Regions from separate parts of the Mus musculus genome. Here region 1 is linked to region 2. A link is a contact called in ENCODE Hi-C or POLR2A ChIA-PET data. All regions are on one chromosome and are shown on one strand. Each heading gives the region's core, a stretch centred on a gene start or an enhancer-like site at or near the end of the contact. The rest is flanking DNA. Distances are from core to core; before and after follow the strand shown.

Region 1 (6,228 bases), core at 2,686-5,185, 34 kb before region 2:
AAGATACAATTTCCTAAACACATGAAACTCAAGAAAAATGAAGACTGAAGTGTGGACACTATGCCCCTCCTTAGAAGTGGGAACAAAACACCCATGGAAGGAGTTACAGAAACAAAGTATGGAGCTGAGATGAAAGGATGGACCATGTAGAGACTGCCATATCCAGGGATCCACCCCATAATCAGCTTCCAAATGCTGACACCATTGCATACACTAGCAAGATTTTACTGAAAGGACCCAGATGTAGCTGTCTCTTGTGAGACTATGCCGGGGCCTAGCAAACACAGAAGTGGATGCTCACAGTCAGCTAATGGATGGATCACAGGGCTCCCAATGGAGGAGCTAGAGAAAGTACCCAAGGAGCTAAAGGGATCTGCAACCCTATAGGTGGAACAACATTATGAACTAACCAGTACCCCTGAGCTCTTGACTCTAGCTGCATATGTATCAAAAGATGGCCTAGTCGGCCATCACTGGAAAGAGAGGCCCATTGGACACGCAGACTTTGTGTGCCCCGGTACAGGGGAACGCCAGGGCCAAAGTGGGGGAGTGGGTGGGTAGGGGAGTGGGGGTGGGTGGGTAAGGGGGACTTTTGGTATAGCATTGGAAATGTAAATGAGCTAAATACCTAATAAAAAAAATGAAAAAAAAAAAAAAGATGTGTGCTGCAGGTCCTCTTGGTCAGTCCTCCGTTTCACCCCTTCTGGAGGGTCACCTTCTCCATCACCTCTCACTATGCATCTCCGGGCCATGGTTCTCATGGATCTGAGCCCAGTCCTGCTGGAAACCTTCAGCAGTTTGCTTGTGGCACAGAGTAAAGGCTTGACTGGCAGCCATGATGTAGTTCTCCAATGGGAGCCAACATATTTGCCTTCTGCACTGGACCCCTGTAAAGTACCACCTGTGCCTACAGCCAAGGCACAGCTGTGGCTCAGCAGTTTCCCCTCCCCAGCTCCTGCCCCACCTCCTGTCTTCATTTTCCCTGTGAGCTGATTTGTTAGGTTCAGCCGAGGTCCTGCAGACCTGGAAAGGGGTTCCGTGGTTTTGAATGTTTTTTCTCTGGCTTGGAGATGGAACAAGTCAATTGCTCAAGTGCCTCGTTAGTCCTGGCCCCCATGTGGAGTTGCCACAGCCTCCCTGCTCTGCCCTCAGCTCTGAGTCTCTCTGCTTCCAGCAGTCAAACCTTTGCCCAGAGCAGTGCAACTCCCTACCTTGAGTTAGGTCAAGAGCCACAGGAAATGAGTCTCTCCTTTCCAAGACCCTAGAACCCGCTGAATCCTCTGCAGCGGTTAGTTGGGCCAGGAAAATGGTCAGTTTCCAGAAGCCAGGTGAGCACGGGTCACTAAGTCCCCTCTAACTCAAGGGAATGGAATTTCCCTCATATGCGTTTACTACTTCCTCTGTCTTGTACAGCGTGAGCTACTACAGTCTGATTTGGCCAAGTGTCTTTCAGCATCCTGAGAAACAGCACACACAGACTCAGAAAGAAGAATGGATTGCATTTGTTGGTATGATGGGGAAAACAGAGAGAGGCTTCTTGCTTTCCTTTGTACCATTTGTAATCTGGTAGCACAGTCTCTCTGTAGAGCCCAAAATCCTTTTCTGATAGATTTTGTCTTTGGTTGCTGGTTTGGTGAAAGCTACAGAAACCCCATTTTTATCTTCTGCATTGTTTTAATTACTTGTTGAAATTTTATTCTTTAAAAAGAATGTGTGCTGGTGAAATGAGCATGCATGCACATGGGTGTGGGTGTTCCTACCCATGCATGTGGGTGTGGGTGCTCCTTCCCATGCACTTGGGTGTGGGTGATCCTTCCCATACATGTGGGTGCTCCTGACCATGCTCGTGGGTGTGGGTGCTCCTTCCTGTGTGTGGGTGCTCCTTCTCACGACATGGGTGTGAGTGCTCCTTCCTGTGCACTTGGGTGTGGGTGCTCCTTCCTACACATGTGGGTGCTCCTGCCCATGCATGTGGGTGTGAGTACTATTGCCCATGCATGTGGGTTTAGGTGCTCCTTCCTGTATGTGGGTGCTCCTTCCTGTGTATGGGTGCTCTTTTCCATGCACATGGGTGTGGGTGCTCCTTTCCATGCACATAGGTGTCGGTGCTCCTTCCCATACATGTGGGTGCTCCTGCCCATGCATGTGGGTGTGGAGGCCAGAGATTGATTGAGGGTGTATTCCTCTATCTCTCTCTACCTTATTTTTTATGACAGGGCCTCGTGCTGAAGCTTAAGTTTACTGATGGGCTATGCTGGCTGGCCAGTCAGCCCTGGGGTGGGGGGCACCTCTGCAAGCCTCCCATTGGCGCTGGGGTTGCAGATATGTACAGCGACAGCTGACTTTTACATGGGTGGTGGGAACTGAACTCCAGTCCTCAAGCTTGCATAGCAAGTACTTTACCCACTGAGCCCTCTCTCCAGACCCGTTTCTTACCATGTCTCATCCACTTGCTGACTTGTTGCACGTTGAAGGAGCATAGTGACGCTGTCTTTGTTCATCCCTCTGGCCTAGCACTGGGCATTTGGCAGAAGTGGCAGAGTGAAACAGACTCATTATTAACTCGGTTTTGGTACGACGAGGTGTGTTCCTCTATACTTTCTGGAGTAGGGTGACCATGAGCCCTTGTCAGGGTTTAACAAAAATGGAAAATCTTCCCCCGGTGCTGCTGGGAATGCTCCCTCTGGATCCCTATCAGACCCTGGTGTTGCTCACAACCAGTGGAGTCATCTGCCCATCCTTGCTCTTGGAATCTTCTGGAACGAGAAGCTGCCTTCTGCTATTCTTCCCCGGGTTTCACTCAGCTAGCATGTGTGTCTCTTTATACTTGCTGGGGACTAGGTCTCCAGCACTCGACAAATGGCTGTCCCTCCTGAATAACAGACTGTTTCTGTAACTCTTCAGAAGACAGAATATCCTGGACAAGGCTTTAGTGTCTTCAGTACAATTGTACATTCCTAGCCAGGCACGCCATTAGTGCCAGCACTCAGGAGGCAGAGGCAAGCATATTTCTGTGAGTTTGAAGCTAGCCTGGTCTACATAGTAAGTTCCAGGACAGCCAAAGATATATAGTAAGGCTCTGGCTCAAAACAAACAAACAAATAAATAAACAATTATATGTTTTTATGTACTTTATTTATTTTGCTAAGTACACTATTTTCTTTAAGAATCTTTCTCCCTACTCCTTCCCCCTGCTTTCTTCCTTTCCTGCTTCTCCTCCCCCACTTCCTCTCTTCAGCATTAATTTGCTGAACACATACTATGTAACTTGGTCCATACTCAGTGCTGGAGACACAATGACAAATGAGAGAAACAAGATGCCTGTCCCTGTCAGAATATGTTCATAAGTGATAACTAGAAACTTCTACTGCCTTCACCTCATACATCTTGACAGTAGTCACTATAGTATAGAGACAGACCTGGGAAGACACACTGTATAATGCATTTGTTCCCTGTGTGGTAACCTCTGTCAGGAACTTAATCTCTTATGGCTTCATTTTTCTCACCCATAAAATGGGAGAAATAATAGCATTTACTTTACAAGATTCACAGGAAGAACAATGAAATGTAATTCATGTTACAGCTCAGAGCCAAACCTGACTCAATAACTTCGGGAACTCAGAATGAGGACGGGGATAACAGCTGGCAGCCAGCAGAGCAGAGGCCTAGGTTGAGATGCACAAGCGCCTAATCTCTAAGAATCTGAAAAGGCAAAGGAGAGAGGGCGGGATTTTCTATCCTCACTTCCGGCTCTGGGTGCTGCACTTCACTTAGAGTCCTTACAGCCTCATCTGTAAATATTCAAAGTCTTCGAAGTACTGGGACTATGCTTAGTCACAGTACACCAAAATAGGATGAAAATTGTACCACACTCTGATGACAGCTGTATGTCCAGGAAAGAACAGTGGGAGGACTGAGTGTGTGCGTGCTCGCGTGTCGCCCTTTAATGGGTGCGACCAAGCATTCAAGTTGCTTTTCTCTCTTTCACAACAGGTTTATTGCTTGAAAACTGACTTAACTTTAAAATGAATTCTCCTAGCTGTCAAAGTACTAAGAACGCGTGTATGGCAAACAAGACAATTCCAACAAAGACGTCCTAAAAGACAGAAAATAGCCTCCCAAGTCTCTTAGATTCCTGTTCTGCATTTTAGCAGAGGGATCCAAACAGACTAGCATTGAATACCATATAAAAATAGTAGAGGGCAAAATAGAAAACAGAGACTCATTCTCCTACCGCAGCCACAGCGTTCTTCCTGCCTTCCTGCTAGCTGCTGCTGGGTGCTGTTTCATCTTACCCAGTCCACAGTTACATCTCTATTTCCTCTTCTGAATACCCTTTTCAACATTTTCACAGAATTTGGGACTTGGTGGTAGGGAATTTGAATGGCACCTGCAAGGGTGGGGCTCAATCCAGCACTTGAAACAAGGGGCCCAAAACACATACATCTGCTTCTGTTTAAGCGTAAATTTCCACGTTGAAAAGATTCAGAAAGGTCCATAGTGAAATGAGAAACTACCTTATAAACTGTTAGTTGCCCAGCAACCTCCGACAACCTCCCCATCGAGACTCCGCCTCTTACTTCCTCCTCCTTCTATTGGTCCTTTCCTCCTCCTTCTATTTGGTCACCAGGTCACTTGTCAGTGTTTCTTGGCATAGCACGGGACACAGCTGTAATTTAAGAAGAATTTTATAAATCCAAGCCTGCAGTGTGCCCAGGGCAGGAGAGAAGGTTGATCGTTGGCCTGCATTCTGTAGATCTTAAAGAGAGCTCAGTTTACATTGTTAAACAGTAGCCAGTATTTATTGAACAGTAAGCATCCTGTCAATGAAAGAAATCAATCCTTACGATGCCTACAATAAGTCAAACAAACTGAAAATCTTGTCTAAAAATCTACATGTAAGATTTATTTTATGTGTATTTGACTTTAAAATATATTTCCTTATGTATTTTTGGGGTGTCTGTGCTATATGTACTTAGTATAGGCATGTGTATGTGTGTAGATGTAGAGTTCATAAATTCTTTGATCACGCACCATCTTCTTTTCATTTTTTTTTTATGCAGTTTCTCACTGAACCTGCAGCTCATTGATTCAGCTAAGGTAGGCTGGTCAATAGATTTCAGGAATCTGCTTGTCTCCCCACACTCCCAGTCTCCAGAGCTGGGGTTAGAGGCACACACATCCACTTCAGGCTCCTTATGTGGATTCTGCCAATCCAAACCCAAGACCTTACATTTGTGTGACAGGCATTTTACCAACTCAGACATCTTCTCGGTCCTTTTTATTTATTGTTATTATTTGAAAAATTAATACAGGTATAGATTGTATGTGGAGCATGTCCCTCTACCCTGTTTCCACTGTGTGCCACTCGCTTTTCTCTTCTCTCTTGACAGTTTACACACACACACACACACACACACACACACACACACACACACACACATGCCCGTAAACACACACACACACACAGACAGACTTTGTTGATTACATATAATTTAGGAGCTACAAAAGAGAAAACACACTGCCTCTGTCTCCTGAGACTTACTTGCTGTGTTCAGTGATCTTTAGTCCCATCTGTTTTCCTGCAGAGAACATAGCCGACTTTGCTTTTCTTTTGTCCAGTGCATATCCTTTCCTCTCCAGCCTCTGCCGTTGGACACTGAGGTCGACTTCATAACGGATCTATTGTGAATACTGCATAGTAGGCGTTGATTTGCACTTAAGTCGACTCACACATCAAATGATACAACTACCATGGGCTTGAACTTCGGAGTTTTCTAAAATATGAACTGGTTTTAGATAAATTATCTTTTCATTTCAGTATGAGATGGAGAGTGGGCAGCTCTCCAAGACTGAAATCAGTGCAGGCAGAGTGGGCCATGGTGGAAGAGAGTCCCCATGTGCAGGTCTGTGCCAGTCAGGGTCCAGTGGGAGGTGGCAGGTTCCCTCAGCGTGGCCGTGTGAGGAGAATTTAACTGAGAGATGATTCGTGAAAGTGAGGGTGGGGCTCTTCGGAGGCTGTTCAGGGTTGTTCAGGCTGAAGGACTCCAGTCAGGCCTTACCTGGAGCTGGGACTCTTTGCTTCCTCTAAGGTCCAGGCTTGAGGAGTTTCTAGAACCAGTGAATTGTCGCTGTGGAGAAAAGGATGCCTGATAGGAGAAGTTTTAGTAGTGACAGCAGAGCTAACCCAAAGCCTGAGTCAGGGAGGAAGAGGCGGGATATAAACAC
Region 2 (7,112 bases), core at 2,927-5,426:
TCCAGCACAGCTCACAGCTTCCTAGTTCAGCTACACTGCTATAAATGGAAACAGGTTCCATCTGCATGCTTACAGGACCACACTGCAGGGAGGAGGATGCTGAGCTGGTCCTCCTCTTCTTCCTCCTTCTCCTCCTCCTCCTCTTCTTTTTCTTCTCCCCCCTCCTTTTCTCTTTTCCCTTTTCTCCTTTCTCCTCAAATGGAGTGATTCTCTCTCTCTCTCTCTCTCTCTCTCTCTCTCTCTCTCTCTCTCTGTGTGTGTGTGTGTGTGTGTGTGTGTGTGTGTGTGTGTGTGTATGGAGAGAAAAGTAGGAGGTGGTGGAGTGTGTTGAGAAAGAATAGAAAGGCCTAGGACAGGCAGACCAGAGGTGATGAGGAGGGACTGGGGGATTAGTTTTAACTGTCAAGTGATCCGACCCACCTGAGAGAGTGAGAAGGGTTATTCACCTAAGAATTCCAATGTAGAGAGTATTCTGGCCTTAAGAGCATCTGTCATCCTCCACTAACTCTAACCAGGAACAGTTTATTGAACTCCTGAGATGCCCAAGTCATCCTGATTGTTTTAAGCTCAGACGAGTAAGATATAGGCCCAGCCCTAGCATCCTAGTAGGGTGCTCCTTCTGACACAGGCCTGCCCTGTACTATGGTTCTCTTTAACCAGTGTTTTCTTGTGTTGATTGCTAGTAAGTATGTGCTATTTGGGCTGACTCTGCAGTTTGAAAGAATTAATTTTAAAAAATAAAGACTAACAAAGACGTTTCTGCTGGTTAGTGAAGTCTATTGGTTTAGAGGTGACAGGAGCAGAGACTAGTCTGCTTCTTTGCTAGACAATAAGAATGTTCTAGAAAGCTTTATTTGTTCCAAGAGAAAAAACAAGAGGCCTTTGCAGATGTCTATATGTAAGCCTGTAGAACTGTGCCATGCCTGAGGATATCTACTCTGTCCACGGTACTCATAGGATGCAGAATCGGAGCGACATGGGTAGGTTACACAATTAAAGAGCTCAGCGACCTGCTCTATTGTGGGCCACTGAGTCTGTGATGCAGTGCTCCCTGCCCTTGAGTCTGTTGAGCAGTGCTCCCAGCCATTGACTCTGTGGCTCGCTGCCTTTGATACTACTCTTTTCAAAGAGGAACTCTTCACTTGTAAGGATGCTTCTCCTCTCACGCCATCCCCACCTTGTAGGCACAGGGTTCTCACTTCCTTTTTTTCCCCTCCCGACACCCCGTGTTCTCCATTCCTCAGAATGGCTCCTCCTGTGCTTTGTATATTTTATTAGTCTAAGCTTGTGGCCTTGCAGGCTCTGCTCACTTCCATCTTCTTGAATGCCGAAGGCTATCAAATGACTATGGAGGGTTTACCTACATTTGTCTATATCCCTTTTTAATGTGCCAGACCAAATGACTGCTTGACCGGCCCCTTAATGTGACTCTGAGCATGAAGGACAGGAAGAGAGGACTAGGAAAATGGCCACTAAGTACAGATGGAGACAGATTCCAGGCAGCATTAAGGAGCCAGTGTTAAGAGTCATGTGAAGTAGGAAGCTATTGAAGGTTTTGACCAGAAAAGCAGACATAAGCTAAATACACAATAAATGACCATCCAGATGTGATCATGCCAAACCCCTGGTGTATTCACGAAAGGCAAGCCATTCCCAGGGCTGGGGTACAAAGGTGGCTGTGTCTATGAAGTCTGTTTGGCTGCTGAGCAACACCACATCTTATTTCCCTTTCTGTTCATTGAGAACAGAGTGTTTTTACCAAGCACTTCTCATAAGTAAAGCTCAGGGCTGAGCCTGGGTTTTTACAAATGTTTCTACGACAGAAGCCTCAGCCCAGTACTTCATATTGAAATTCCTGGTCCTTTACCAAGCTCTTCTTAGCTTGCTTTACTGTTTTCCCAGTGCTGGACACTGAGCCAGATCCTCATACATGCTGGACAGTGTTCTACCACTGAGCTATTTTTCTCAGTTCTTTATAACTTTTTAAAAATTACATCTGTGTGTGTGTGTGTGTAAGCACGCATGCTGTAGTGTATATGTGACAGCCAGAGAACAATTCAAAACCATTAGTTCTCTCCCCCAATATGTAGGTCCCAGGGACCAAACTCAGGTCATCAAGCTTGGCAGCAGGCATCCTCATCTGCTGAGCCATCCTGACGCCTCCTTTTCTCAGCCTTGAGAAGGCTATAGTGATTGTTTTATAGCCATGTTGTTTTACAAGTCACCGAGTGGCTGGCTCTACATTTCTCCAGATGGAGGTCAGCAATGCTTACAAAGATGGCTAGCATAAGGTCAGAATCCTTTAATTATTCTGTGCTGTGACCTGATACCTGATGAACAACTAGGAGAGCAGGGACATTAGAGAGAGGTCAGTTCATGGTAGTTCGGTTCTGGGTACCTGGACAAGATATCATGGAGTCAGAAACATGTGGTAGAGGAAATCACTTAATGACCAACAAGGAAGGGGTATGGACTGGGGGAAGAGAAGAGAGATAGACAAGAGAACTGGCAACACAATACAACCTTCTAAGGTAAGTTTCCAGTGACCTTCCTTCAACTAGGCCCTAGTTCCTTGATGGGAGTTTTTGCAAATGGGCTCAGCTCTTGATGAACTTAACTTGTGAAGTTAGGGTGCTGAACCAATGGTCACCCAATAAAAGCTGGTCACCCAAGACACATTCTAAGTTTGTTATCTCATGCTCAAGAAGAATAAGGGAAGATAAGGCAGAGTGAAGCTGGATTAGTTAAGGAAAAGTAAGAGAGGACTCTGGAGAGTGGGAGGGAAGACATGCCAGTGTGCTGCCCAGTGGTCTCTCAAGAGTCTCATGGTGGGAATGGGATGGGTACTGGGGTATCCTTATTGGACTTGTCATTTGTTAATGCATTATGGGTAAGCCAGTGAGAGGTCAACTGTCCTATAAATACTCCCTTGGCCCAGCTAGAGAGCTATTTCTTTGTTATTCATCCAGTCTGTGGCAGGTTGTCACATGTATTTTCTAACTGGTTTATGATACACCATGGGCCCTGCTCTTACTTCCTGGGGACAGTTAATGACTATCTCAATGCCAGGCAGAGACCAGGTGTCTAAACATGATTGGGAAGGACCTTTCATAACAAATAGTCCCAATAACCATCATCTATCACTTGACTTACATCCCAAAGACTTCATTGAGACTGTGGCAATCTCTTGCTTTCCACAGTGAGCATTAAATTGGGAAGAGTTGGCCACAGAGGTGGCCACATGAAGACTCATACCAGAAATGACTGTTGTTCATCTGGGACAGAGGAGTTAGGCAATACAGGATGACCTTCTGTCCCAACTACTCAGTTTGGAAGCAAAGTGTGCCTCTTTCAAATGTGAACGTGTGGTTGTCCCTACAGCAACATTATACATAGTGAGGACATTGCATCCAATCCAGTGGCAGAAGTCTTACTAAGAGAAAGTTGGGCTCCTTCCCAGGTACCCAGGATACACACCCACCCACATTCCTCCAAACATGCAGGAGACAGAAGGGAACTGTGGGAAGGAGAAGGTGTGGGTTAGGAAAGGAAGCATCCTGTGGCTGTCGGCCTCTAGCCAGCTCTGCAGGTGTAGTTGCCCACACAGGCAATCAACAAGCCACATAGAGGGCTCTATTCTAATCTGATCAAGTTCTTTGCTATGTTACCACCCTGGAGAGAATCAACTCAACGTACTTTTCAGTGCTATCCACCCCTACATCTGTCTGGTCACACTATTCATATCAAATCTCTCCCATCTATTCCCTTTGCCCTCTCTCCACCCATGCTGTGTTAGATATGGGGTTTGCCTATGTAGTCTTGTGCTGGAGGCTGATGAGACCTGCCTTGCATGAGCCCCAGGTCACTCGTGTGCTCTGCAGCTGTGCTCAGAGATGATGAGCAATGGGAAGCAGGCAGGTTCCGAGTTAGACATGTTTTTATTCATTGAGGGTTGTGCTGTATCTAATTGCCATTGCCCCCTTGGCTTTGCCTGGTGTTTGTAGCCAGGGAAACTAGGGAAGAGAAGGGAATGTGGTTCAGCAAGCCAGTGCATATGGAGAGGGTGTGTTGGAATCAGAAAGCATGGTCCATGGCTGGCGGAGAGGTGTTTTATAAGCCTGCTGGAGTTCCAGCTGGTCTAGGCTGAGGCAGAAGCCTAGGAAGATGTGAATTGTTAGCGACTTCATCTGATGGACTGGCAGCTCTGCATCTCTGACATTTACATTCTTCATATGGACAGGAATGTTCTCGCTTGCCTCAGAATGAGCAGCCATATGGGGCTTCCTCCGAGCTTCCACTTGCACTCCTGGCCAGCATCTTCCAGGGATAAACTTGGATCTGACACCCTGGCAGCAGGGTGCATTATGGGTGAGCCAGTGAGAAGTCAACTGCCCTATACATACATACATACATACATACATACATACATACATGCATACATACATTCAGCTAGAGAGGCATTTCTCCATTCTTCATCTAGTTTTGGGGAAGGGGGCTCTCACATGTTAGGTATAACTGGCTCATGATGTACCATGAGCCCTGTTCTTACTTCCTGGGGATGGTCTAAAGAGAAATGTCTTCTTTTTTAGATGGGATGACCAACTAAAGTTCTCTTCATGGCTAGAAATAAGTCTTTAAACACACTACCCACACCAGGTAACCCCTCTCCTCACTCCTGTACAGTCTACACTTTGCCAGCAGTTCCTGTGGCCTGACCTGGGGCTCCACACTCTGAACTTAAGGAGTTCTCATGCTTCCGTAGTTTGAGAGTTAGGACAAATAGCCATTGTAGAGACATTTGTCAAGGGAATGCAAGTCTGTGGGCTGAAATGACTTGTTTAGGACCATTAATTAATTGATTAATTAAACAGCAGGTGAGTGCTGGGCCCTGAGAAATTATCTGAGGCACTAGTTCCAGGAGGCTCCGGAGGCAGCCTCAAGAGCCTTTCAAACACAGATGCCACAAACCAAGCCGGGAAAAGTCAAAGCTGCCACTGATGGACATAGGAAGAAAGAGCCATGGCTCAGGCTTACACAGAGGCCAGGGTGGTATGGCTTTTCCACACGCCTATGGAGCAGGGCCTCTCCCCGTTCTTCTGTACTTGTAAGCTCCTTACTGCCTTGGCCTGAGACTGCTGAGCCCACTCGAGTCACCCTGTGTCTTAGTTAGGCTTTCTATGGCTGGGATGACCCATCATGACTAAGACAACTTGGGGAGGAAAGGGTTTATTCAGTTTATACTTTCATGTCACTGTTTATCACTGAAGGAAGTCAGGATAGGAACTCAAGCCAAGCAGGAGCTGATGCAGAGGCCATGGAGGGATGCTGCTTACTGGTTTGCTCATCATGGCTTGTTCAGCCTGCTTTCTTATAGAGCCCAGGACCACCAGCCCAGGAATGGCATCACTCACGATGAGCTGGATCCTCCCACATCAATCACTAATTAAGAAAATATCCCACAGGCTTGTCTACAGGCTGATCTTATGGAGGCATTTTCTTAATTGAGGTTTCATCCTCTCTGATGACTGTAGCTTGTGTCTGGTTGATGTAAAATTATCTAGCATGCTCTGTAAATATTTTTTCTCCAGGCCTTCTTTCTCAAAGCTTTAGGTACATGCAGAAGATTAAAATTCTCTCAGGTTTCTATCAATAACAATGATTCCGTTGGGGGGGGGGAGTAGGTGTCAACATGGGTTATAATCTTGTATTCTATTTTATTCCTTATATTTTAGCATAGAAATGTATACTGCAGAACACTATATTTATGATCTATTGCCACCTGTTCCCAATGTCAATAGCATATATTATTGTTTTCATTACAGCCACATTCTATTTCTAGGTCCATATTTTCAATCCTGCCAACCATGCTGTGGAACAAATCCCACAGAATTTCAGGGGCAGATGACAGCTACAGGTGCTTGCATCTGGCTTATGAGCCTGCACATTAGCTGTGCTTGGCTCCTGGCCATGGGCTCAGATCTGGTCTGCCTCGCAGACATTCATTCTTCTTGGGCTAGCAGGTGGCCAGGACATATTCTTCTCACAGCTATATCAGAAATTCAACACAGGAAGTGGATGGAAGTACAATATCTTTTATGCTGAAAGCTAAGACACTGCTCACTGTCACTTCTGCCCATGTCCCAGGAACCAAAGCAAGTCTCCCTGACAAAAAAAAAAAAAACAAAAAAAAACAAAAAAAAACAAAAAAAAAACAGTATTTCTGTGGAAGAGTCAAGCCACGGAGACACATATTAGGCTACTAGTTGAGCCACTACAGAATCCCATTGCAGAGCCAGAATCCTAGGCTGAGCCAGGTTTGGGGGGACGGGGCTATTGGTTGGTTGTCTAGCTGCCTGGGGAAAGAGCATCTGGTCCAGCAGACTCTCGGGATGAGACTCTCATCCCCTTTGCCTTTAGTTTCACTCTCAACCCTGATTTCAGGATACCTAGTCCTGCAAGCCCCCGAGCCATGTTCTGGTTACACAATGCAAGTCTGGTGGTTCTTCGCTCTCGCCCTCCCTCCTCCGACATTTTCAGGTTGGTTGAATCAGTTACCACTTGCCCATCTGCTTTCCAGCATCCAAAATTCATCGCTGTTGTTATCTCTTCTTTGTCCCTGTAGGTGCTTGCCTGTAATAAAATCCTTTTACTGTCATTTGTAGGCTTTGGGAGGAAAGTAAGCTAAATGCCCACTTTGAATGCATCATTGGGCCCACCTGGCTCTTTCTTGACACTGCAATGATCAGCAGCCATTCCCACACCAGCTACTCTAACTTTAATTGTGGCTGCACTGAGCCCCATGTTGCCTAGAGACAACCAAGTAGAGGAACTTTGATGAAGTGTCTGATATCATGGTGACTCATTTCTCAGTCTGGATTGTAGGAGCACAGCATCACTGCAGAACAACCCTGATGTCATGGTGACTCATTTCTCAGTCTGGATTGTAGGAGTACAGCATCACTGCAGAACAACCCTGATGTCATGGTGACTCATTTCTCAGTCTGGATTGTAGGAGCACAGCATCACTGCAGAGCAACCTCTTTGAATCAGTCGTGTGTACATAAACCCAGACTTGAAGACAGCATCTATCTCCTTGGCGTTCTGACGATATT

Evidence for each region. A loop is a pair of places that touch in the nucleus more often than their neighbours do. ChIA-PET counts read pairs that join two places held with the same protein, here RNA polymerase II (POLR2A).
Region 1: a map of T-helper 17 cell shows a loop between it and region 2 (2.1-fold over the local background). The contact joins two enhancer-like sites. A Hi-C loop is called at or near these places in 2 of 37 maps with a recorded cell type or tissue (T-helper 1 cell and T-helper 17 cell). POLR2A ChIA-PET finds 5 or more read pairs at or near these places in 1 of 5 experiments (Patski).

What each region holds. Positions count from the first base shown.
Region 1 is chr15:37,642,449-37,648,676 of GRCm38, reverse strand. Gm41304 (a long non-coding RNA gene) reads right to left here. Exons shown (of 3, transcript XR_003951635.1): 1 at 5,546-6,228; 2 at 4,518-4,669. It also overlaps a transcript of Ncald not described here. Among named protein-coding and RNA genes, the nearest start is that of Gm41304, 4.3 kb to the right of the region's middle. Within about 2 kb of position 3,935, at least 1 of the 3 ENCODE cell types and tissues checked has a DNase peak (open chromatin) inside an H3K27ac peak, as active enhancers do.
Region 2 is chr15:37,607,515-37,614,626 of GRCm38, reverse strand. It overlaps a transcript of Ncald not described here. Among named protein-coding and RNA genes, the nearest start is that of Gm24833, 7.5 kb to the right of the region's middle. Within about 2 kb of position 4,176, at least 1 of the 3 ENCODE cell types and tissues checked has a DNase peak (open chromatin) inside an H3K27ac peak, as active enhancers do.